Linked DNA regions of Homo sapiens: region 1 is linked to region 2. The links are chromatin loops, found by intact Hi-C in ENCODE. Cell type or tissue: heart right ventricle. All regions are shown on one strand. Links, peaks and the distances in the headings refer to the core of each region. The heading gives the core; the rest is flanking DNA.

Region 1 (11,845 bases), core at 1,787-9,786, 60 kb before region 2:
TGTTGCCGTCTATGGGGAATACCACATCAGCCACAGATAAATCATACCCAGAGCCAAACTTGGTCAAGTAAAGAAACAAAAGTGAAAATACAAAATCAGGAGAAAAAGACCAGAAAAAGTCAAGACAGGTGAAGTTGTAGGTGCCACTTGGGAATCACTCCAGGAACCCAAAAAAGACATTTCAGGACTTTAACAATTTGTGAGATGTACTTTTAGGCAACACAGTTGAACTGGCTCTGGAAGATGAGTTCCACGGGTAGGTCAGTGGGACCTTCAAAACAGTTAAAGATTAATTTTCAGAAAGTTAAAAACAGTACTCTCATGCAAATATGGATGGACTAGTTCTCAAATATACATTCATTTGTTAATAAGGGAATCAGTAAGATGGTAAAGCTACTCAAAGGGGGAAGTTTTGAGGAACTGGACATTTTACAGGCATTTAAGTAAAATAAGTAAAATAGGTATTAAATTGGTTAATGTTCTACAGGGGAATAAAACTATAACCTTTTGGATTATCTTCTCTACTGGACTGAAATATGCAAGTTAACCTGAAACTTTACAATGTCTGCACTCTAATAAAATTATAAAAGGAATGACAAACATAAGCAAATTCCCCAGGAAAATGAAAGAATCCTTGGGTGGGCCTATTAAGCAATGCTCCAGCATGATATCGAAAGGAAACACCACCCACCCTTCTTTGATTTTTTCCCCCTATTTTTGGATAATTTTTCTTAATACTTTATTGCTCTTCTTGTTCTGTTTGTGTGAGTGAAACATGTTTGTTTCTTTGTTCTCAAACTACTCCATTCTTAGATTTCTCTGAGCAGCCTTGATTCCTAGACAGCAAGTATTTTAGGATTTAAATTTTGCCTCTGGCCTTCAGGTTAATAATAATTTCATCAATTTTTTTTCTCTGTAACATTCTAAGATAATGGTATGTTTAAAATAAGGACCCTCAGTTTTTCTTCTTCGTTTACTAAAACAATCTCCTGCTTTTCCATGGGAAAAACTGTAGCTTGGAACTCTAAAGTCCAAGGCCCTTTTCTAAACTTACGTAATTAACTAAAGCAATTTACTCTGTGGTGACTCTTGGATCTGTGGATAAACCACTTGAATTCAAAGTTATTTCTTCCCTACCTCCTCTCCAGGCTCTAAAAGAGGTTCAAAATAATATCAACAATGAACAAAATTATGGGTACTTAATCAAGGACTAACTATTCTTGGTTTAAAAGTGTAAAGCTAGCATCTCACATATAACAGTGCTCTGTAGCACAAACGCAAAGTAGCTACCTTTGAAGTTTAAAATAGAGAACTCCTTTCTTGACTGAGAAACACAGTTCAAACAGCAAACGACTCTTCTGCGGCACCCCTTCCTGGATATCCCTCGGCTCCTCCCTGTTCTGCCACAGTGCCTAAATGTGTGTAACAGGAAGACTCTTTTCCTTTGATCAGATCCTTGCCAGAAATAACATGGCTTGCACAGGTTTACTAAGCCCCTCACCCCATTTAGTTGGCATTTGCTTAGATTTCTGAATGTTACAAAAAGTTATCATTTGCAAACAAAGTTGCCGTTAACTCTAGTGACTTATAAAAGTCAAAATGCCATATGATTTACTTCTAAAGGCTAAGGCCTTTACAAGTGCACTAGTTAAAAACCAGCCACACAGATATAGGAACCAACCCCGTGACATAGGGTCAAAATCCCACAATACCTAGTTGCTAAAATCTATAGCCTCATGCCTATAATCAAGGCCCCACAGGAAGCCTTGAGGTAAAAATGCCATTTAATTTACCAAATTCCAATCCTTTTCTATTTCTAAATGTTTCCAACCATATGTTGGGCTTCACAAGGAAAATAAGTAGTATCCCATTTTTTTCCTACCTTTGTTTATAACCAGCTAAGGGATAGCCAATGGATTCCACAGGTTGAAGATTAAACAATTGCCTTTATTGCCACTGAAGCTCTTGAAAAATAAGGCTTTACAAAGGTCATGTGGGCTTTCAAGAGATTCTCTACATTGCATGAACACTTCCTCTCCTCATCACCTCCAATCAAAGTTCAGACTTTATAGGAGTTGTGCAGTGGTGGAGTTAGGGTGCATGAAGAGTTTGCCAAGCTACAGAGCCAAGGCATAAGATAAGTTACTCTTCAAGGGAGTGAGGGACTGAAAACACTGTGGGAATGCTCCCTAATAGAGATCTTTCCATAACAGAACAGCAAGTCTAGGCACTGGGAACTAGATTCACTTTTTTCAGATCAGGATCATGGAACAAAAGGCCTGATAGGGGTTGGGATCTCAGAATCTCCCATTCATTCATTCATTAAATTCAGAAATATTTTATTGATATTTCATTATGTGCTCCACATTGTACTAGAAACGAGAGAAATAGTGATATATAAGACTCATAGGATTCCAACTTCCATGGAATTTCCAATCTAGTATGAAAGAGATAGAAATTGAACAAATGCTTACCCTTGTCGTGAATGCCAAAATGTGAGAAGACTCAGGGTGCTCAAAGTGTGCAACGGAGAATTTTTCTTTTAAAAATGAGAGAAAACTCAAGTCAAGCTGCTTTAATCGAAAATAAAAACAAAGAAGAAGAAGAAGAAGAGGAATTTTATAAGTTGAAGCCTTCAGGCTTCCCTGGCAACAGTAATTCCATAGCCATTTATATCTGGTTTCTCTTTCTCCATTTCAAAGCTCTGCGTCTACTGTGTTAATGCCATTTTGAGAGGGTTCCAGCTACAGCGGCATTACAGCTCACATCCCAGCTCCAAGACAGTAGGAAAAAGTGAGATGTTGATTCCAACATCCTCAGAAAAAGTATGATTGTGTAATGAACCCATCTTCATACCAACCACCATTTGGCATAAGCCTGTGCCATGTGGAGCCTCACCAAAATGAGATGTGGTTCAAGAGCGAGGGACAGAGAGTCCCCCAGAAATGAGGGAATATGCTTATTAAGAGAAGATTGAATGGATACATGGGAACATAAGTTGCAGTTGCTCACTAGCAGCGAGTTAGTCTGGAGATGACCGAGGAGTGTCTGTGTGGAAGATACGGTGTCTCTGTAAGTGAAGGATGTGTAGGAGCTGCTTACATTTTAGAGATGGTGAAGAGAATCCCAGGCTGAAGAAACAGTGTGTGTGTGAAGATTGCTGGGGACTGTGGTAGGAAAGAACATCAGGCCACCATTATCAAAAACTGATTAAGAGAGGGAGACGGATAGAAGAGGAGATTGGAGATATAGACAGGTGCCAGGTTATATATCTGGACTTGTAGGTTCTAGTACAGCCTTTATTCTTCATTTAAATCTAGCCAAAAGGATCAAGGGATGGTAGAGAAGGGATTATGTAAAAATAAAAATTGAAGGAAGTTCACCTGGGTGACAATAATATCCACAGAAAATATTCCATTACAATCTCAAGATCTGCCCATTTAAAAAAGTGTCCTTGAATGTAGATCTCTCTACTTCTTGAAATAAAGGGCCATTTAGCTGAGCATTAGAAATTATCCTGCTCACCAGAGATATTTGAGTTAGTGGTAGTGGGAATGGGTATGACTTATGTGTGGAGAAGCAGTGTTATCATCATTCTGGTTTAACATAGCCTCACATATCCTTCATGCAACTTCTCTGTCTCCCAGTGGTTGGAAGGAGGCCAAGATTGAAGCAATAGTATTATAATATCAATGCTAAGGAAAACGGAATGAGTGTGCAATGTCTCAGCACAGATATAATTTCACAAAACATGAGGCGTGAGGGCTGAATCATAAGGTGAGTGTTTGGCTCCATTCTTCCTGGAGATCAAGATATTCCAGAAGACAGAAAAATCTGAAAGAGCAGAAGGGCAACAGAAATATCAGCTGGAAGTTCTCTTCCAATTGCTGCCACCTTCACTTCACCACTCTCTAGATTATTAAGAGATCAAAAGCTACTATGGACGTCAGGGGACAAATCAAGAATGTGTGCTACTGATGCTGCAATGAGAAAGCTAATGGCTAGCAAACGTCTTCATCCTAGCAACATTGAGATGAAATCAAAGCCTCCTTTCTAACAGAAGCAGAAGAATCCGAAAGAAGTGTTACAGAGCCAAGCTGAGAAGATATTAAATCATGGAGTGAATCCTCTTACTACAGGAGGATTAGCAAAAGTGATTTGACAATATTTTTCTAAGCTTTTCTTTTCTGGAACAATGGCAGAAAAAATTAGGAGGGGGATTGCTGAAATTGACAGAATCTGTCATCTTTCAGAAAACTAGGAAGTGACAAATTAAAAAATTGTCTTGTTTGTGCCAGATGTGTACAACTGCTGATTCAGAAATATACAAAGTCTTGGACTAAGAAAAAAAGAGGAAGAATGTATATTAATAGATAGACCTCCATCTTAGGAATAGGGAGATGTTGAATGAAGCCCCTAGCTTCCTGACAATAAAAAGTGTATAAAATATAAGTAGAAGTCTTAAGAACAAAAATGTAGCAAGGCACACTTGAGAGCTTTCTTAGTACTGATCCACACAGAAAAAAAGGTAAAGATGACCCTTGGTCCTTGGGCTTGTGTCTGCAAGGGTCTCCAGTTCAGAATATTTCTAAAAGGGAAATCTAGATGGTCAGTGGGCCAGATTTAGTGTTGTGTGCAAGGAGGGCCTTGCCTTAAAAACAGGAGTCTCTTTGCTTCTTGGGGTAACACTACCCCTCCTCCAACTTGTGAACTAAATACAGGACCTATTCTAGCATCAGGCCAGCTGTTTCAAAGTTGGTTAGTAGAAGAAAAGCTAGAAAAATATTAGGCTGGACTGAAAGGAAATCAGGCTGTGGTGTTTTTAAATTTGGGTTCAATTTCAGAGCTTTAGTATTGAACTCCTTTGGGCAATTTCTATCAGATATATCATTGCTGGACTATGCCTAGTGTCAGAAGAGATTTGTAAACATTCTGTGGGCTGAGCTGAAAAATTGCTGCAAGATTGTTTCAGTCAACCTTTCAAGGATAAATGATTTTTTTCATATTTCTTTTGGGATTCAAAATGCCATGCAAATGACCAATACTAGTCCCTTAATTGTTTGGGGTCAGATGAAATCTGGCAAGGCAGCAATGGGCTTTGGCTTTGCAAACTGATGATTGCACAACTTGAGGAATAGATAACATCTCTGCTCCTAAAGAATGGCTTTCTCAGCATATGGGAACCACAAAAGATTTGAGAAAATCTTGAAGCAAACTGGCTGGTATGAGCCAAATGCCTAGAAATAACACAATGAATCATGGAGAGCTCTCTTTGCTATAAGTAAGGGTGTATACAACAGTACCCATCAGCTAATTATAGCGTTGCTAATCTTTCTTCAACCTCTTCTCAGCCTTGCTCCAAATCTGAAACTTCTGGCCAGTTGCTGGGTCACAGAATAGTAGTTTCTCACCATTCTTTTTGTCTTTCCCTTCTAAATAGATTGAAAGAGACAGGCAGAATGAAGTCTGCAGTTAGTGTGACAGTATGAACTGCTCACATCTGTGTAAGGATATGGGGAGGACACTAGTCACTTGCTAACATGGTTGCTAAGAAATGGAATGGGGAGATGTGAATGAAAGGTTATGGGAGAAGGAAGAATGGCTGGGGTAAGACATGGTGAGAGGGGGCAAGGGCTACGGACAAGCTCAGTCTACTTTGGGGTTCTCGGTAAGGCACAAGATTACCTTTCCTGTCCTGTCCAGGTAGAGGAATTCTTCCCATGGAAATTTTTTTTCACTCTCTTTCTTCTCTCAATTCTTATTAATTATTCATAAATTTCTCAAGATCTGTTCCTTCTGATCCCTTATCTCTCTTCTTTATTTTTTCCGCCACTACCCAAGGCAAACACAAGGAGTATTTCGAGGCTGTTTAATGGACAAGGCAGTCAGAGTTGGGGTGTGGAGAGGATAAGGGACTTGGTGAGAAAATGGGGGACCCTCAGGGGCTTTCTTTTGTGGAGTGGAGGGCCCCAACTGCTCATTCTTTTCTTTTGTTTTTTTGCCCGTCTACATCAAACCTTGCTGATTATGCTCATATATTTGAGTGTCTGCTTATTGGGTAAGTGTGTTTTTTACCTTCCTTAACTTTCAAGGCACATGAACTTCTCTCTGCAGTGGAAAAAAATAATTATTCCTGTCAATTACCAGGCTGAGGTGTTCCTCAGGGCCCAGTCCATGACACATGCTTTTCCATATTAATGTATGGAAAATACTCCTGTAGATTTGAGCAGCTACCATTGCTTTCCCTAGCCCTTTGCTCAGAAGTAGGCACCAGTCCACTGGCTGTTGGGCAAAAGCCTGCTGAGAAATCCAATGCCTTGGCCAAAGATGCTTTGAAGAAATAGTAAGTGAGGCAGCTCTGACCTCTTCTTATAGAACTCCCTGATTCATAAAATCAAACAGCAAAGACTCCTAGAGACCACTGAGTCCAAGCCTCTTCATTTTATAGAAGAGAAACTGAGGTCCATAGAAGCCCATTTTTTTATAGAATGAGAAGGAAAGTGACTTGCCCAGGGCTCCTGCTTACAGTAGAGTTGGGACTGGCATTTACATCTCCTTATCCTTTACTTAGTCCTCTTCGTAATAAACAGCGAAACACTCAGGGGTCCTTCCTTCCTCTTTCCAAACCCTGGAGGAGCTGAGGGGGAGACATGGGGGCTTTACTCCTCGTGTTGTTTCAGACTCAGACTTCTCAGCTTCCACATTGAGAGACTATTTGCAATTGCTTCTCCTTGTTGCCCAAATTCCTGGCTGGCATTCCAGACTGACACCAGAGACTTCCTTCCCAGGGACATCCATCCTGGGCAGGTCAGCAGTTTGCATCTTCCCTGGGGCAGAAGTGGCAGAGTCTCAGAACTCTTGCTTCTTAAGACTCAGCTCAATCTCCACCTGACTCAGCAGAGGTTTCTGGAATCTCAGATGGGTCCTAACCAGAAGCAGCTAGGTTGCTTCTCTGTTTCTATAATGAGAAAACAAAAAAAAAAGCTGACTATGACCATTGAGAAAGAAAATGCACCCATGTAAACACAGCAATCTTTACCCTATAAATAACCCTAATTAAAATGAAAACACCCGAGTGCTCCCATCTTTTTTGATTTTTTCTTTCTGCTGGACACCATGGGAGGTCCTTGCAGCAGAGCTCTGGTGCTTGCCAACAATAACTAGGCTCTGAGAAGAAGCGTTTCTGTGCTTCTCTTGCCAGCTCAAGTCTAACTCTTTTCTGAGTCTTCCTTCTGGTTCTTCTCTTTCCCTTTCTGTCTTGTGAGGTGATTTTTAGAGCTCCCACATCTAATTCCATATTTCCTCCTGAAGTTCTAAGCATTGTCCGGTTGATTTACGAATGCAGTTCAGCAGGGCTTGATTCATCATGCAATTTGAATAGTGCTATGAGAGTCTCCCTTGGAGGGAGGAGCTGTGGCTATGTTAGTCTCATTTTCAAAATGGACCTGATAATATTAGACATAGCACAGAAGAAGTCTCTTTCTCTTATAAGCTGGTGGGAGTGGTAGAAGTGGCTCAGCTGGCTGCAAGGGCTGAGAAAAGCCCTGGGACTCAAAGCGGGGCACTGGGAGGGCTGGATCTCTGCACATGAGCGTAAGGAGGTGCTGCTGCCTCAGGCCAGCTTAAGAGTGAGCCGACTGCTTGGACAAAACCTACCGAGATCCTGCCCTGACCCTCCCTTCTGTCTGCTGAAAAAGAGGCTTGAAGTTTTTACATTTTGCCCTGCAGGCTGGGAGAATTATAGGGGTACACACCATACAGCCCTAGGGCACAGGGCGTGAAAGGCAAGAGGGAAAGGGATCTGGAACCAGGGAAATAATAAAGCCATCTGGCATAAAATTCAAGCTTTTCAAAATTTAAACTTAGACATCATTATCATGCAACTCCTAACTTTATCAACAAAAGAAACATTCTGAGAAGGATTACTTGCTCAAGTTCATGGAGCTAATCAGTGGCAGGGCCAGGGCCACTCATAAATGAAGCAATTCTTGGTGGTCTCTTTAAAACTAAACTCCACATTTGTACATCTCATGCTACCTTTAGATCTCCAAACACTCCCACACAGCGAGGCCACAACTATTTATTGAGCATAAATATTTAGTGCCCCTCTGCATTTCCAAGCATCCTATGAATAACCATCATTTTAAAAGATGACATTGAACTCATCTGTTTCTAGCTCTGCCTCTTCCACTAGTTGGGAAGCCTGGAACCATGTATGAATCATCTTTATAATGTTGGTACCTGTGCTTGCTGGATTTTACTGACTTTTTCAAACCAAACTTTATTCTAGAGGCTTAGGAAGGTATAAAAGATAAAAACATATTTCCCTTTATTTCAGCAACTTATAGCCTAAAGGGAGGTATAAAAGGGGGAAGGAAGGAAGACCTTAAAAAATTGCTACAGAAAGATCTTTACAAATCCTATATATTAAATAAAATTTCAAAAAATTAACATTATATGCCAAGTGATTCTTTCCTTGGTCTGGTCATTTTCTTACATCAACTCATTCTCTGCATGTTTTTCAACCATTTGGACAAATTGTAGGTGCTGTGAACATTCTTGCACTCCCCAACTTTACTCACTTTCTGTATAGAGTGACCCCCTCCCCCATACCCTATGTTGAAATCAAACCTATCTTTCAACATCCATTTCCAATGCTACTTCTTCCCGATCACTTTCATCAGAAGTGGCTTTGAAAGCCTTTCAGCACATGCTTTGTCCTTTCTCATGATGCTTATCACATGGCCTTTTATTTCCCCAGTATCTTTTCATCCTCATCCTGCAGGGAACTTGCATCCCATGGGTTAAGAGTCAAAAGCTGTCTACATTCAGACTGAAAAGCTACATGTGAATGGCTCAACTGAACCACTCTTCACTGCTGTCACCATTGACTGTACCTTTGTGGACCATCTTGACTCCACTGAAGCTGTCAATGCCACCCTCTCAGCTCCCCTAAGGCGGGGATGCTCTTAGATCATCTGCAGTACTGCTGGGACTAACCCATCCTTCCAGGAACTGGCAGATTTTGGAGTCTGCAGTGAATTCCCTGTGGCGTTCTTGTCCCCTGTGAGGTTCTTTCCCTTAAAATAAAATACTACTCTGGGATTAGTACTCTGAAAGGTGACTTAAAGTTGTACCTTTCTAGATATCCAGATAATTTTTTACCACCTAAATTGAAGGAATTTTCAAGTAGAAAGAAATGTTGGTTCTCACAGTGAATTTTTGTGGTTGTATTTAACCCATTTTATTATTTTTGTTGATAATTTTGACAATGGCAGATTGAGTCTGTTATTAAAAGATTAGAGCACCTTCTCTAGTGCCCTGAATAAATAAACAAAGGAAAACTGTTGAAGAAATGCGTCAGTATATGTGGTATCAACACTTTTGGGTCTAAATTTAATTTGCTCTCTTTTGTAACCTAGCTTTGTGACTCTATCAAGTTTAGCAGGCACATTCTCTGGGGATCTTTCATGAGAAAGATCCTGGAATCTCACCTTAAATTAGATGAAAAAGAGAAAAGAAGGTTAAAAAATACATCTAAACTCTCTATGTAAGTGTTTAAGAAACACCGTTGTTTATTTCCTTTTGCTACAACATAGATTGCTATATAATTATTTTGGCTATAGGGAGAGTATCTTGGTAAATCAAATAGAAAAGTTATAGCAAACTAATAGTTTCAATTGTATCCTTAGGAGTTCAGGTTGTTTCTGTTGGAGTTACACAGTGTGTACAGGAAAGCCTGATAGGAATAGAAGCAACACAGAAAATATAAGGAAAACAAATTTTCACATATAGATGAAGAAATAAAAGAATGAATTATCCATAAGCAGAGAGGAGAAAATCAAAATTCTGTACTTGGCTCAACTGTGTATTCACTGTGCAAGAATCTGAAATTTCCCTTTCTTAATCACTGGTCAGTTGGGTATTCTCACCGGTCTTTGAAAGGTCTCTCCCTGGTACATGAGCTACCTGAAGTCAGAGGACAGTGTTTAGGACTGCACTATTGCCTGGGCAGGGTAGAGTCAGATTGTGTGGCTTTGTACTGAGCAGACTAAGATATCAGGGCCCTTGAGTGTTTTGGATGGAGGGGGCCAGCCCTAACTCTAGAGCAAGTTGGATCAGTGGTCTCCAAAACATTTCCATTAGCTCACACTCGGGGGGGGGGGGGGTGCAACCTAGAGACCACTCCACAGAGTCAGATCATTAGATAAAACATAGTCATCTCCTGTTGAAAATTATGGGAAAGGAGTAGAAATAAGAAAGCGGCTATTTGTTGTCAAGCTCAGTTCCCCATTTGACTTGTGAGGTGGACATCAGAATCAGAATCAGAAGGATTTTTTATGAGAGGATCCCAGATAGCCTCCCTGCTTCTCAGAACCTGTGGGAGAAACCAACTTGATCCCTCCCAAGCTAATATGTCTGTGGAGTCATTTTTTTTTGCTTGTTTCTAAGCTTGATTATTAACATTTCTTAAAAAATTTAGAAAGAATAATGTGTTGGGGGAATGCATCTCCTTCCCTCTCAAGCAACATTGCTTGACAGGTTAGCAATGAAAATGAGAAGTCTGGTGATTAGAGTGGTTAGGTACATGGGCTTTGGAGTCCACTCATCTATATTTGAGTCCTACTTGCCCTTAAAATCTGTCTAAGTTTGGGCAAGGGATTAATCTCAATAAGCTTTCATTTTCTCATCCCAAAATCAAGGTCCTGGTAAAATTAGTACCCACCTCAAAAGGATGTTGTGAAGATTAAATTAGATAATGTATGCAGTGCTCAAAATGTATTAACTTTTATTATTGCAGATATTGGGCCAAGTTAGAGCTGCCCTTGCTCATTGTTTCTAAATAATTTAGCTGAGGTTTAGACTTGAGATTTACTAGAATCTGCAAATTCTCTCAATGGAAGACAATTCTGGCTGGCACCAGGCACACTTGTGGTCTTCAGGCTGGCTGAAAATGTCCCGTAGCTCTCTTTGAGGGAGGCTGAGCTTGTTTTTCAGGAGAATCTCATGAGCAGTGTGGTTGTTGCTGGTTGCTGTGGACCTATTTCCAATCTAAGTAAGTATCTTACATAATAACAGGGTTGAAAAAATTAGCTGAGTTTCATGTGCATCAGCAGTGATTTGTGAAATCAAAAATGGCAACTTAAACTCAGATTGTATTAATGGACATCCGAGAACTAGAACAAGGTAATGATGCCGCTGCTATATTCTGTGCTGGTCAGAACTCATCTGGAGTAGCTGATTAACTTCTGAGGATTGCACTTGAAAAGGAAGAACAACGAAGCAGAACAAGCCCAGAAATTTGGAGCCGGTGTAGTGAAGAGCCTTGAAAACATGTAACTATGGATAAATGTAGGAACTAAAAAGACAAGGCCAAACGGGGTACTACCAGTGTCTTTAAATATTTACATGGGAGAAGAACTAAGCACTTTTCCCATGCCTAATGAGAGGACCTAGAGGGTTGTAAGTAGCTCAGTGAGGAAGAAGGTTAGGTAAGATCAACTTTTAGCTTGGCTTAGTGTAAGAAAAGCAAACTTCATGAAAGTAGGGATTTTTTTGGTGGGGGCGTGCGGGGTGCTTGTTTGTTTACTTTTTTTTTCTATCATCTAAAACCAGGCTTGGGCACTTAGTTGGCATTTAATAAATATTTATTGAATAAATGAATGATGGTTTTTCAAATAGTTAGAGTTGCCTCAAAATGAGCTGGGATGGCTCAGGAAGCAATGAGTTATTTATTCCTGGACTTACCCAGGCATGATGTTTGGTGAGATGTGATAGAAAACATTCAAACGTGAAGTGGGGGCTGGGCTAGGAGAACTTCAAGGTCTATATTAACCTTTAGATA
Region 2 (11,845 bases), core at 1,314-9,313:
TTTGCTCTTACAAAACTATTCCTTTGGCTTCAACTGAGTTGGCTTGAGGAAAGGAGAAGAGATAGCTGCATTTTTTTTCGGGATTTAATTTGTCTGAAAATTCAGAAGATAAATCCCATTCACTGCCACAAATACTTTAGGAAGGAAATATACAAGAGATTCCTAATTATGACCAATGTCTATTTTCTTTTATTTTTCTTCTTTTTTTAGGTAGAGATAACATGATTGAGTACTTATTTTAACGGTCTTTTCTATTTATTTCCCAATATTAAAACAGAACCAAACATAATGTATAAGATTGTTGTGAAACTTAAAGGAAGAAATGAATCTCAAAGTGTATCATAAGAAATATAAAACATACTAATGGAAGAAAAATATTTTTGGTATTATTGAGGGAGATGATAATGAAAAAAATATGATGTACACTAAAATATACTGGGACATCCCACTATGTTACCCACTGTTACCTAACTGACTAATTCCAGCTCACACAGCCCCTCAGAATCTTGGTATTATTTCTCAACATTAATATAAGTTGTTTTCACATCTGTGCAAATACAGGTTTCTGTTGTTTCCTCCTCACTATAGATGAGAAGAGCTGAGATGAGAAGAGCAGCTACTGTGTCTTGAAGAATGGTACAGTTTTTCTCTTTATCTCCTCCCTTCCCTTAGACTACTGGGGAATCAAATGATGTCAATTTCTTCATGCAAATCCAGGAAGCATGATCATGTTCCTTTCAAGAGCAGTTGATATTTCCTACTACTGTAGATATTCATTCAGTCAACATAGAGTTATTTAATACCTTAAAGCTGCCAGACACTATGTAGGCATCAAAGGAGATATACAGATGCATACAATGTAATTTTTGTTAAGTTTCTTTCAAATCTAATAAGGAGAAACAGATATAAAAGCAACTAAATTTGTATAATAAGTAACATAGGAAATGCTAAGTAAAGTTGCAAACAAGCTGCTGGAAAAATCTAGCTGGAAACTTTGAAACATTTTATTGAAGGGATAAGATTGGAAACGGTATCTGAGTCTAATTTTTTACAGATGAAGTTGATACCAGAGATTATCCTCACTCTAGGCCTGCGACAATGTGATATGTGAATGCTTTTGATGATACTGTGATCTAGAGACCAGGGTAGTAAACTTTTCTGGTGAACGGCTAGATACTAAATACTGTAGGCTTGTAGGCTCTGTAGTTTCTGTCTTAACTATTCAGCTCTACTGTTGTGTTGTCAACGCAGCCACAGACAGTACATTCTATGTGAAAAAACTCATTCACATAGAATGAGTGTGACCTGTCAGAACTAGTCACATGACCTTACCTGGCACAGGGGAGCTGCGGAGCACGTGGTTTAGACGTTTGGGAAGCTATAACTATCTCTGTCATATTACTTTTCAAGGACAGTAAATCCCATACCCAGCACATCTAAAGAGTGGGTATTTGGGGTTTTCCTTGCAGGGGCACTCTACCCTTTTTTACCCTTCTTTCACATTCATTCTATGTGAATGAGTTTTTTCTTAGTTCCACCTTCTCAGATTTTCCTTCCAGATATATCTAAGTTAGGATAACTGTCTCTTGAAAGATAGAGATCAGTTAGATAGCTTGATGTGACCTGGAACCAAGTTTATCAATTTTCAATTATAGACTCTCCCTGTGAACTGTGTGAAGAGCTGGAACTTTGCAGTCAGACATGCCTATGTTTGCGTTTCACTCCAGCCACTTATTAGCTATGTGACACTCATTGACACATAGAATGAATGAGTGTGACTGTGTTTCAATAAAAGTTTATTTATAAATGTACCAGATTTGGCCCACACGCTATAGTTTACTAACCTTTGGTCTGGAGAATTGAGAGCAATATACCTGGAGTGAACTGAAAATTGGCTGATTAATGGAGTGTATTGAAATCTGGGCTATTAATTTTGGATATTTTTCTATGGTAATGAGAGGTCACTAGGGGATTCTAAGAACACAAACTATCCAAAAAAATCAATCAACTTTTCTGATGATACTGAGGATGGATAGAAATGCAGAGAGAAATAGAAAGAGAACACCAATTTATGCAGTTATTATAAGTAAATTCTATTACAGGTTAATACACTTCTAACTCAAGTGGTAGAGTCCAACAGAGGCTCTTTTGAATAGTTAAAATATGTAATCCTTTTTCAGAATTCCCTTGTATCAGTCAGTATCTCAGCAGGAACCAGGAGAATTTAAATTGGGTAATCTGGAAAGAGTTTAGTAGACAGATAACTTATAAAAATGTGGGCAGAGTACAGAGAAATCACAAGAAATGGTGCAATGCCCTCAGCTCCATAAGAATAGGTTGCTGGGGTCCCTGAAGGGATGAAGGATAGGAATGGTTTCTGGAGCCCAGAAAGAGAGAGTTAAAGTGGAAAATGGTAGAGCCCTAGTCTCATTCCTTGGAGATGTCACAGGAAGAAAAAAACAATCATTATCTTGACCTTACTTTTCTCTTCCATAGGTGCTTCTTGTAGTAATACAAGAGGAAGTCAGAGGTGCAGGAAGTGAAGAGGAGGGCGTGTATTTGATGTGTCTGGTTCAGTCTCCCGGTGCACAGAGAAGGGTAAAAAAGGATAGAGGCCCCTGCAAGGAAAACCCCAAATACCCACTCTTTAGATGTGCTGGGAATGGGATTTACTGTCCTTGAAAAGTAATATGGCAGAGATAGTTATAGCTTCCCAAACGTCTAAACCACGTGCTCCGCAGCTCCCTTGTGCCAGGTAAGGTCATGTGACTAGTTCTGACAAATGGGCTACAAGTGGAATTGGCACATATTGTTTCTGGGTTGTAGCATTAAAGGGACAGCACTTGACCATGTGTCTTTTTCTTTGCTATGGGAACCTGAAGACCAGGCGTGTTGTAGAAAAATATTGGAGAAGTAGAGTGGAGCCTGATGTACCTCACAAAAGAGAGTTGTCCTGGAAAGCTACTGGACCTGCAGCAGGCTTTGCATAGTGAGAAATAAAACTTTATAGTTGTCGTTATGCCGCTGAGATTTTGAGGGTTGATTTGTTCCTGCAGCATAACCTCATTATCCTGACAAATAAAACTATGACACTTCCAGCCTCAAGCACTGAACTCTTCAAAATGTAATTGGACAGAGCTTTGTGATACATTTAAGAAATAATACTAACCACTGCTCGCTAGCTGCACAACCCCTCTCTGTAGGACTGTGGTAGAATTTTTCTCATCCTGGCATCTGTATCACCCAATTCATTTGATTATATTATTTGTAAATGTGTTTTTTCTTAGTTCCACCCTCTCAGATTTTCCTTCCAGATATATCTAAGTTAGGAACACTGTCTCTTGAAAGATAGAGATCAGTTAGATAGCTTGATGTGACCTGGAACCAAGTTTATCAATTTTCAATTATAGACTCTCCCTGTGAACTGTGTGAAGAGCTGGAACTTTGCAGTCAGACATGCCTATATTTGCGTTTTGCTCCAGCCACTTATTAGCTATGTGACCTTATACAGATTACTTAACCGAGCCTCATTAATTTTTTCCTGTTAAATGATAATTCCTTCTGAAGAGGGTTATTGTATTTATTTATTGATTGATTGATTGTGCGATGGAGTCTCACTCTTGCTACCCACGCTGGAGTGTAATGGCACGATCTTGGCTCACTGCAACTGCCGCCTCCTGGGCTTAAGCAATTCTCCTGCCTCAGCTTCCCGGGTAGCTGAAATTACAGATGCATGCCACCACGCCCGGCTAATTTTTGTATTTTTAGTAGAGATGGGGTTTCACCATGTTGACCAGGCTGGTCTCGAACTCCTGACCTCAGGTGATCCACCCACCTTGGCCTCTCAAAGTGCTGGGATTACAGGTGTGAGCCACCGTGCCCAGCCTATTGTAAGTATTTTTAAATAGACATATGTTAAGAAAATAGCATAGTACCTGCCTGATATATAGCAGAAAATGAGTGGTTTATAATCTTCCTTATATTTAGCCTATGAGAATTCAGCTAAGTAGCCGACTATATTTGAGTTAACATAGCTCAAGTCTTTATTTCGTGTCTGGTTGTGTCAGATAGGCTTGATTCTAACAACTTTGTATGAGTTTTGTAAAGATCAAATTAGGTTTTTTCCAGAGGGTATTTTATAAAGAATAATGTCCAATTAAAAGGGCAGAATATTATTTTGGTGAGAAAATTTGAAATAGTAGATGAAAGTTTAATCCAAGAGTAAAAAGATATGGTTACTGACCCCATTTCTTATCATTTTTAGACATATCATTTTTGTTGAAACATTTATTCTCACCAATTCCTTGTGTCCTCATGTTAAAGTGCAATAGACATGACAGGCTTGCCTATACTCACAGGATTATTGTGAGGCTCAAAGAGAATAAGACATATGAAAAGCCACGGGAGACCATGAGTTGGGCTTAAGGTGTTGCAGCTATTTGCATATCTAGCAATGTCTTGTGTTTGAATAAATGTTGCTGAATGAATATACTGAATGAATAAATAAAAACCAAATAAAAAGGAAGTGGAAAAGGGACTTAGATTACAGTCAGTTTCATGCGAGAAAGATTTTTAAAAGCCAACTAACTCAATCCTCTCTATCCATAAGGAAAGTGAATATAGAAGGGATAAATAGCTTATAGATAGTGGCAAACTTGGAGTTCCACCTTTGCTTTTTAAATTTAAGACAAATACTATTTCCACTATACCTACCAGTGTCTTTCTGGGCTTGATGGGGTTTCTTTCAGCCTTCAGCCCTGGGATCGTGCCGATTCTAGGGAAATATATTTAGCCCTTCTTAGCACTTATGTGAACAAGATCATATTTATGTGCTTTGCTTTGATTTACAAACTATACTTTATAATACACATTCTTCTCCCAAATAAACCCAGAGGGTATTTACAGTTGTGTTCTGAAAATTCAGTAGTGACAGGTAGGCTTTTCCAGCCTCTTGGCTCCACCTCTGTTTCCAAGGTGTCAAAGCTCCTCTTCAATTGAACAGAGGCCTTCACCTGTGGAGGCGGGCCTGCTGCATGTGGTCTAGTGTTCCAGGTAGTAGGGAGACACTTAGGCACATGGGTGATTTCACATTCTGCAACAGCTCTGTCATAAGTACGCTTTCCATACTGAACTGTTTTTACATTAAGAATCCTGAGATAGGCTGGGCGCAGTGGCTCACGCCTGTAATCCCAGCACTTTGGGAGGCCAGGGCGGCGGATCACGAGGTCAGGAGATCGAGACCATCCTGGCTAACATGGTGAAATCCCGTCTCTACTAAAAATACAAAATTTAGAAAGGCGTGGTGGCGGGCGCCTGTAGTCCCAGCTACTCGGGAGGCTGAGGCAGGAGAATGGCGTGAACCCGGGAGGCGGAGCTTGCAGTGAGCCGAGATTGTGCCACTGCACTCCAGCCTGGGCAACAGAGTGAGACTCTGTCTCAAAAAAAAAAAAAAGAATCCTGAGATAACAACATAACAACAGGGTTTGCCTCTGCCTCAGAGAAACCCTGGGCCTATAAGGCTGAAACTTCTATGCCAATGAAAGCTGCTGAATTTCTAAAAGCATCAGTTCTTCTTGGCAGGTTGGCTGCAAAGTTACGGCTCCCTGACTCACTCCTCTCAATTGACTACTTATCAGAGCACATGTGGGTGTGGACATGTGATCATTTGTACTATGACTGGAAGTAGAATATGAATCAGTCCGGTAAGGTAATGCTCTTTCATGTCATTGGCGGTTCCCTACTATAAGTTGGAAACAATCCAACACTGGATTTCAGCCTAGCTCTGGGGTACTTAACTATGGAGGAAACCTACACTATACTGTGTGTGTTTCTTACATCTTCCAGCCTGGAAGAACAATGGGAAAATTTAAGTTACTCTTTACTTTGGGTAGAATAACTGGTTGTTAGCTCAAACAAGATTCTGTGACTTGATTGTGGGGACCTTTACCCCAAATTGTGGATTGAACCTGGGTCTTGAATGCAAAGTGCATTCAAGAAAGAGTTTCTTGAGTGAAATTCACGAAAGAATTTCAAACATCTTTGTGGAAAAACAGATACAGTTTCATTTATTCATATGCATGGGTATCCTTCATGGAAACATGCCTTAAATTAAAAATACAGAAACAATGATTCTTGATCATATAATTGTAATAGCACCATAAATATATATAAAATATCCCTCTCAGGGGCAAAATTCCCCTTTGATATTACTAGTCTTGACAAGATAGATATGTATGTGTTTGTTTTTAGAGCAGACTTTAAACGTGGGAGTGTTGATTAATGAGATTGATTATATATGAGGGAAAGGGAATAGGGGCAAGATATTTCAGGCCGACTCCATGCTTCTGACTTGTGGAGTCATTTACATCTAGCAGAGAGGAGGAGGAGTGTGTTTGTAGAAGTGTGGACGCGGACATGCTGGTTAGCGTTTTACTTACTAAATGCACAGACTGGAGATGGATTACCGAAATGCTCCTTTCCCCCTCTCCATATGCATTTTACAAAAAGACGACAATACCAATTTCTACTTTAACCTTTTAATCTAGTTTTAAAAATGGTTCTTATTACTATCTCTAACCCTTTAAATCTAGTGCCTTACTGAAGCTGAGGATGATGAAGTGATGGTCTTTTGTTTCCTCATGCTCTGAGCTCCCAGGCTATGGAAGCTGTAGATTTTATGTCCCACCACAGTCCCTCCAGTGCTGGGTGATCTTAGTTAAGGCTTTGATCTTACTTTGGGTCTGAAAAATAAGACCAAAAAAATGAATCTAAGTTTGAGTGTTAGGTCCCAAGAAATAGCTAATTTCAACATTTCCCCTGACATATAAGGCTAAGGTGAGGAAATTTCATCATATACTACCTGGGGAGATGGGAAATATAAAGACGATGGCAGAAAGGGTAAAAAGATGAAATAAAATAATGAATTAAATTCTTTTTTTTAAATTTTAAAGTTTGAAAAGTTTGATTTGAGAATTAGGTGAAGGTACAAGCCAATGTCTTTGATAGGGACCAGAAAGAGATCAAAAGAACCAGTGTGTGGTAAATAACTTTTGATGAGAAGAAACAAATTCAGGTATCTGTGGTAACACTCTGTTTGTCTCCTTGTTTATCTCCTCAACCATCCTTCAATCTACACAGAACCACCAGAGAAAAACCACTGCAGAGTCATCATGTTGCCCCAAATATCTCTTAGAGGGTTGACCTGAAAATTCGAGTGGAAATTATTCTACCGCTCAGCGTGTGCTTTTGGCCACTGTTGAATATTGACCCATCTCAAGTGTACACACATCATGTCCATCATCCTTGATTTGGGGAAAGCTGGCTGGAGCCCTAACTCAGAATTCACCCTCTTCAATCTGTCAACCAGGCTGAGCAATTCTTAAAAACAACTTCTGTTTATAAGAAGTTGATAAAAGGGACTTATTTTTTTAATATTAAATGCAACATTTAATAATTACTTTGCAGTTTAGAACAGTGTCTAAAATTCTTCTGTGGAGTTTGAAAAGATGTTTCTAGGGCTGAAGGTGAAACTTCTGCCCGCATTTTGCGGATGGGATGTGGAGATGGGAAACACAAGTCCACTCTTCTGAAAGGCTTGACATTTTAGAGCTGAAAGTTACCAATGGCTTAGAGAAGAAATTTAGTTTAATTTGTCCACTACTATGATTTTCAGGGTAGAAGTTAAAGTTTCCGCAGCTGTCCAGACTAATTTTCTAGTTTATCCTGAATCTACAAGGCTTCATTTTTTCCACAAATAACTATTTATTGTAAGCCTATTGTGTAGCCTATGGCCTTGAATATAAATCAGGGATATGTGACACCTTCAGGGAACTTCCAGCCTGTATTATTTTTCATTCTATAATTTAAAAAATTCTGCAATTACTGTTTTATGTCAATTCCATCTCCATCTACCATTATAATGGCCACTATTGTGTGGATGATGCTTAAATTTCTTTCAGCACATTGGAACTCTCTCCTAAGCTATAGTCAAAGATGTTCAGTTCTCTGCTTTGTAAGTATGTACATACTTACATGGAGCTCAAAGTCAAACTCTCTGGTACTATTCACATAAACTACACCATCCTCATAATTCTTCTCTTTCTTAATAGAACAATATTCCTCCAGCCCCCTAGTTACGCACAATTCCCCTCCATGGGCTTTCATATACAGAAGGCCAACACGTCCTTTCATTGAACTTTCCCTGCGGGTTCCCCAGCAGCTCTACTCTATACCACTGCCATCTCATTCTGGTTTAACTTGCCATTATCTCTTGCCTGTTCTGTGATAGTCACCCAACTCATCCTCTGTTTCTTCTCTCCCTTCTAACTTAGTCACGATGTACACTGCAGATTAATCTTCCCAAAGCACAATTTCATTGCATCATTCTTTTGTTCAAATACCTTCATGGACTCCCCTTGGTCTACAAATAAACCTAAACTCAGTAATCTTCATTTTTTGGCCATAACCTGCCAGTCTTGTTCTTATCACTCATGGTGCTACTCATGCATATGTCATAATTACCAATCTAGAAAATTGCTGTCTATAAACATGCATTCTGCTGGGCTACGCTTGAACGTGCTTCTGTGAGCAATGCTTTCTATTTTGGTTTTATTTCCCTCAAGTTCTGGTTTTCAGTGTCAGGTTCTTCGTGAAATCCTATGATAGATCTCCTGTGACCACCAAGACTTATGTTGTGAGTATCAGCTGTCCTCATAGTATTGCTATTTGGAAATGTATCATATACGTTTAAGCTTGTAAGGACCTTGAGTTCATGTCTGAGGTTGCTTTGTATCCATTCTCATTTTTCATACAGTGTCTAGACAAGTAGCTTCCCAGAATATTTGGTGAATTAACAAATAAAAGGAAGAATGAATGAATTAATTAATGGGAGATACTAAGTGAAGTATAATAAGATAAGTGAGTCTGAAGTCAGAATTTCTGAGTTCAAACCTAGACTTTGCCTCATAGTAGCTGTGTGGCTTTAGGCATGTTGCTGAACCTTTCTGTTTCTTGTATCATCACCCATAAAATGAGGATAGTACAAGTACTTATCTCATGGGGTTGTGGTGGGTTGTAATTGTATTAATCCATGTACAGTGCCTAACAAAAAAGATGATAAAAACACGATGCTTGGCACAGAGTGGACACTCGGTAAGCATTAGTGGTCACTATTACTGTTGTTATTTCAAATATGAAAGGGGAATTCCAAACTGGAGTTACTGTAAGAATCTTCCTGAGAAGACAGGGCAGGAGCTTGGGTCATGAATGATGGAGCAGAGGTAAGGACATATTATGTACTGTTTTCTCAGATCTCCCCAGAGTCAGTCATCAAAATCATGCTGTCTGTTGCCAGCCATACAGATGGTACTTCTTTTCAATCTCTAAGTCCTTTTATTAACTAGAACAACAGCAATGTTTTAGATTCCTGTGCTACAGGGCATTTTTTTCTTCCCTGTGGCTGGCCCATGTGTTTAGGGAGGGCCGTGAAGGCTGAGTTCAGGGCTGCCTCTTGTTTCCCCCTGGCCTCCTGCTGCCAAAGTCTCTGCTCTCAGCCTTGTCAGGCTTAGCCCAGGAAACATCTGCAAGGGCACTTCACGGTGACGCATTCTCAGGATGAGACAGCCAGGCCTCAGAGCAGCCTGCTGGGCCCATCTCCTCCAGAACATGTGTGGGGAGGCTGAGGAAAGAGAACTTGGGGCTGGGCTTGTCACCTGGGGCACAGAGGGCTCAGATGACGTGATCCTATTGTCTAAAGGACAGCAGTCTGTTGTTTTTGTTCTTTTTAGTAAAATAAATAAAGCCTCCCATTTCTATGATAATGCATGAGCCACCAGAGCATGGCTTGATGGTCCCACCTGGACTCAATGCCTGGGCTGTCATGGAGGGTTATGGAGCAAGTGGGTGACTAATTATTTGCACAGCTCTGGCCTAATGAATAGCTTTGGATAGAGAACTTCCTGGAGTCAGCTGGGGAGTACTCCACCCATGCAGCTTGATTACAGAAGCTATTTTGAAGTGCATTTTTGTTACTCCCAGAGGCGAAGGCCACTTGATGGGCCAGATTGCCCTCGTAAGCCAAGCATGGCTCATTCTCATTGCACCTGAACATTCGGCACGTCCTGCACACAGGAGAGGGTGTCTGAGTGCTGCCCTCAAAGTGTGGGCTTCCTGCACCTATCCTGTCTCCGGCTTCTCTTCCAACTTTTGTTATTTCTGGGGAGAATGACTTCAGCTTGGGTTGCAGGCGAGGAAAGATTTTGAAATGTTTCTGTGTTGAGGAGTAGGTCCTCTCTCTGTCTTTACCTTCCCGTGTGCAGAAACTGCAGAGGACATGTGTTGCCCTTCCGGTGGCCTGGGAAGCTACTGGTTTTCCTTTTAGGACACGAAGGGTAGACTAAAGCTATGTTTTCTGCGATGTTTTACTTTAGTCGTGCTCATGCACTGTGCCAAAGATACTGAAGTGTACTTCCTAAAGAGGAGAAATAAAAGTGCTGGGGGCGGGGAGTTTGATGGGTTGGTCGATAGGTGATCCGTGATTGAGCATTACAAAAATGAGGCCTGAGCTGCTGGTGCTTAAAGTTATTTCTAAATGCTTGCCGAGGCGCCTAACTTCGCTTTCTTCTCAGTGCAGATCTCCTTTCACTGAGGTCCTGTGCGGGGAGCTTGTTTCTTTGATATGGAAATGTGCACATTGATTCCTGCTGGAGGACCCAGGAGCCTCTGGGACCCCGCAGCTCAGGAGGCAGTTTTGGGTTGAAAGTTGGGGAGCGGAATTCATCTGGTCTCTGTTTCCACTTCCTTCCTCCACGCTGCTGTCTGAAGTTTGTTTCTCTTCTGGCTTTCTCTTTCCTATCTCAGATTCTTTCCAGTGCTTAGGGAAATCTCTTTCCACTTTTCCGAAAGCAAAATAAATGAAGCCACGATAGAGGCTGCCCTGCTCCTCAAAATACCTATGGGGGTAAGACGTAGAAATCCTAAAGCTGAAGTGTGATTTGGGAGATGGGTACGCTATGCCCTGCCCACGAATAATTCAGAGTAATAGGTAGATTCTGCCTATTTTCTGAGTGGCTTTTAGATTCACTAAAAGGTGACATTGGATGAGGTTTCAGGCAACGGAGCCAAGACAGGAAACTCAACCAAGATGATCACCAGGGACACGCCCCTGCATTTCCTCAGAGTAAGAGAGATCATACATCTGACTTGAGGCTTTTAAGCAAGGAGACTAAAGGTTGTTTGGCACAGTACAGTATTCATTTTAAGAGACTACAGACATAATCCAACTGTGAGATTCTAATCCTTTCTACGGCTTTTCCTTGGAAACAAACTGTAGGCAAGTCGTTATAGCCATGGTGCCCCTACGGTCAGCATGTTTTTCGATGCCTTCACAAAATATGAGACTAGAAAAAAGAATGACTGGGCCCAAAATGTAAAAATAAAGCTGTAAATAAAAATTAATACATATTTAACTTATTAATAATTTTGTCAGAGACTGTAGCAATTCAACACAGATTATTTTTCCCCCTATTTTACTGAGGTATGATCGACAAATAAAATTTGAGTATATTTATCATGTACAACATGATGTTCTGATAGATGTATACATTGTGAAATGATTACCACAAACAAGTTAACTGATCCATAACCTCATAGTTATCTTTTGTGTATGTGTGCAGTGAGAATAGTTAAGATCTACTGTTTAAAAATATTTCAAGGCCAGGTGTGGTGGCTCACGCCTGTAATCCCAGCACTTTGGGAGGCCGAGGCAGGCAGATCATGAGGTCAAGAGATCAAGACCATCCTGGCCAACATGGTGAAACCCCGTCTGTACTAAAAACACAAAAATTAG

Evidence for each region. Hi-C counts contacts between places; a loop is a spot of excess contacts. Peaks named below come from ENCODE experiments on the same cell type or tissue, not always from the same donor. Only the 100,000 strongest peaks of a DNase experiment are listed, where the experiment ranks them.
Region 1: it touches region 2 in a loop (2.1-fold over the local background); 13 of 110 quality-filtered maps call a loop at or near these places.

The regions. Positions count from the first base shown.
Region 1 is chr11:128,401,541-128,413,385 of GRCh38, reverse strand. It overlaps LOC124902789 (a long non-coding RNA gene), which reads right to left and starts at 238. Exons shown (of 2, transcript XR_007062948.1): 1 at 1-238. In heart right ventricle, for the core only: no CTCF peak of the experiment used is centred there; no DNase peak of the experiment used is centred there; H3K27ac peaks cover 1,435 bases.
Region 2 is chr11:128,340,801-128,352,645 of GRCh38, reverse strand. No RefSeq gene overlaps it. Among named protein-coding and RNA genes, the nearest start is that of LINC02098, 140 kb to the right of the region's middle. In heart right ventricle, for the core only: no CTCF peak of the experiment used is centred there; no DNase peak of the experiment used is centred there; H3K27ac peaks cover 930 bases.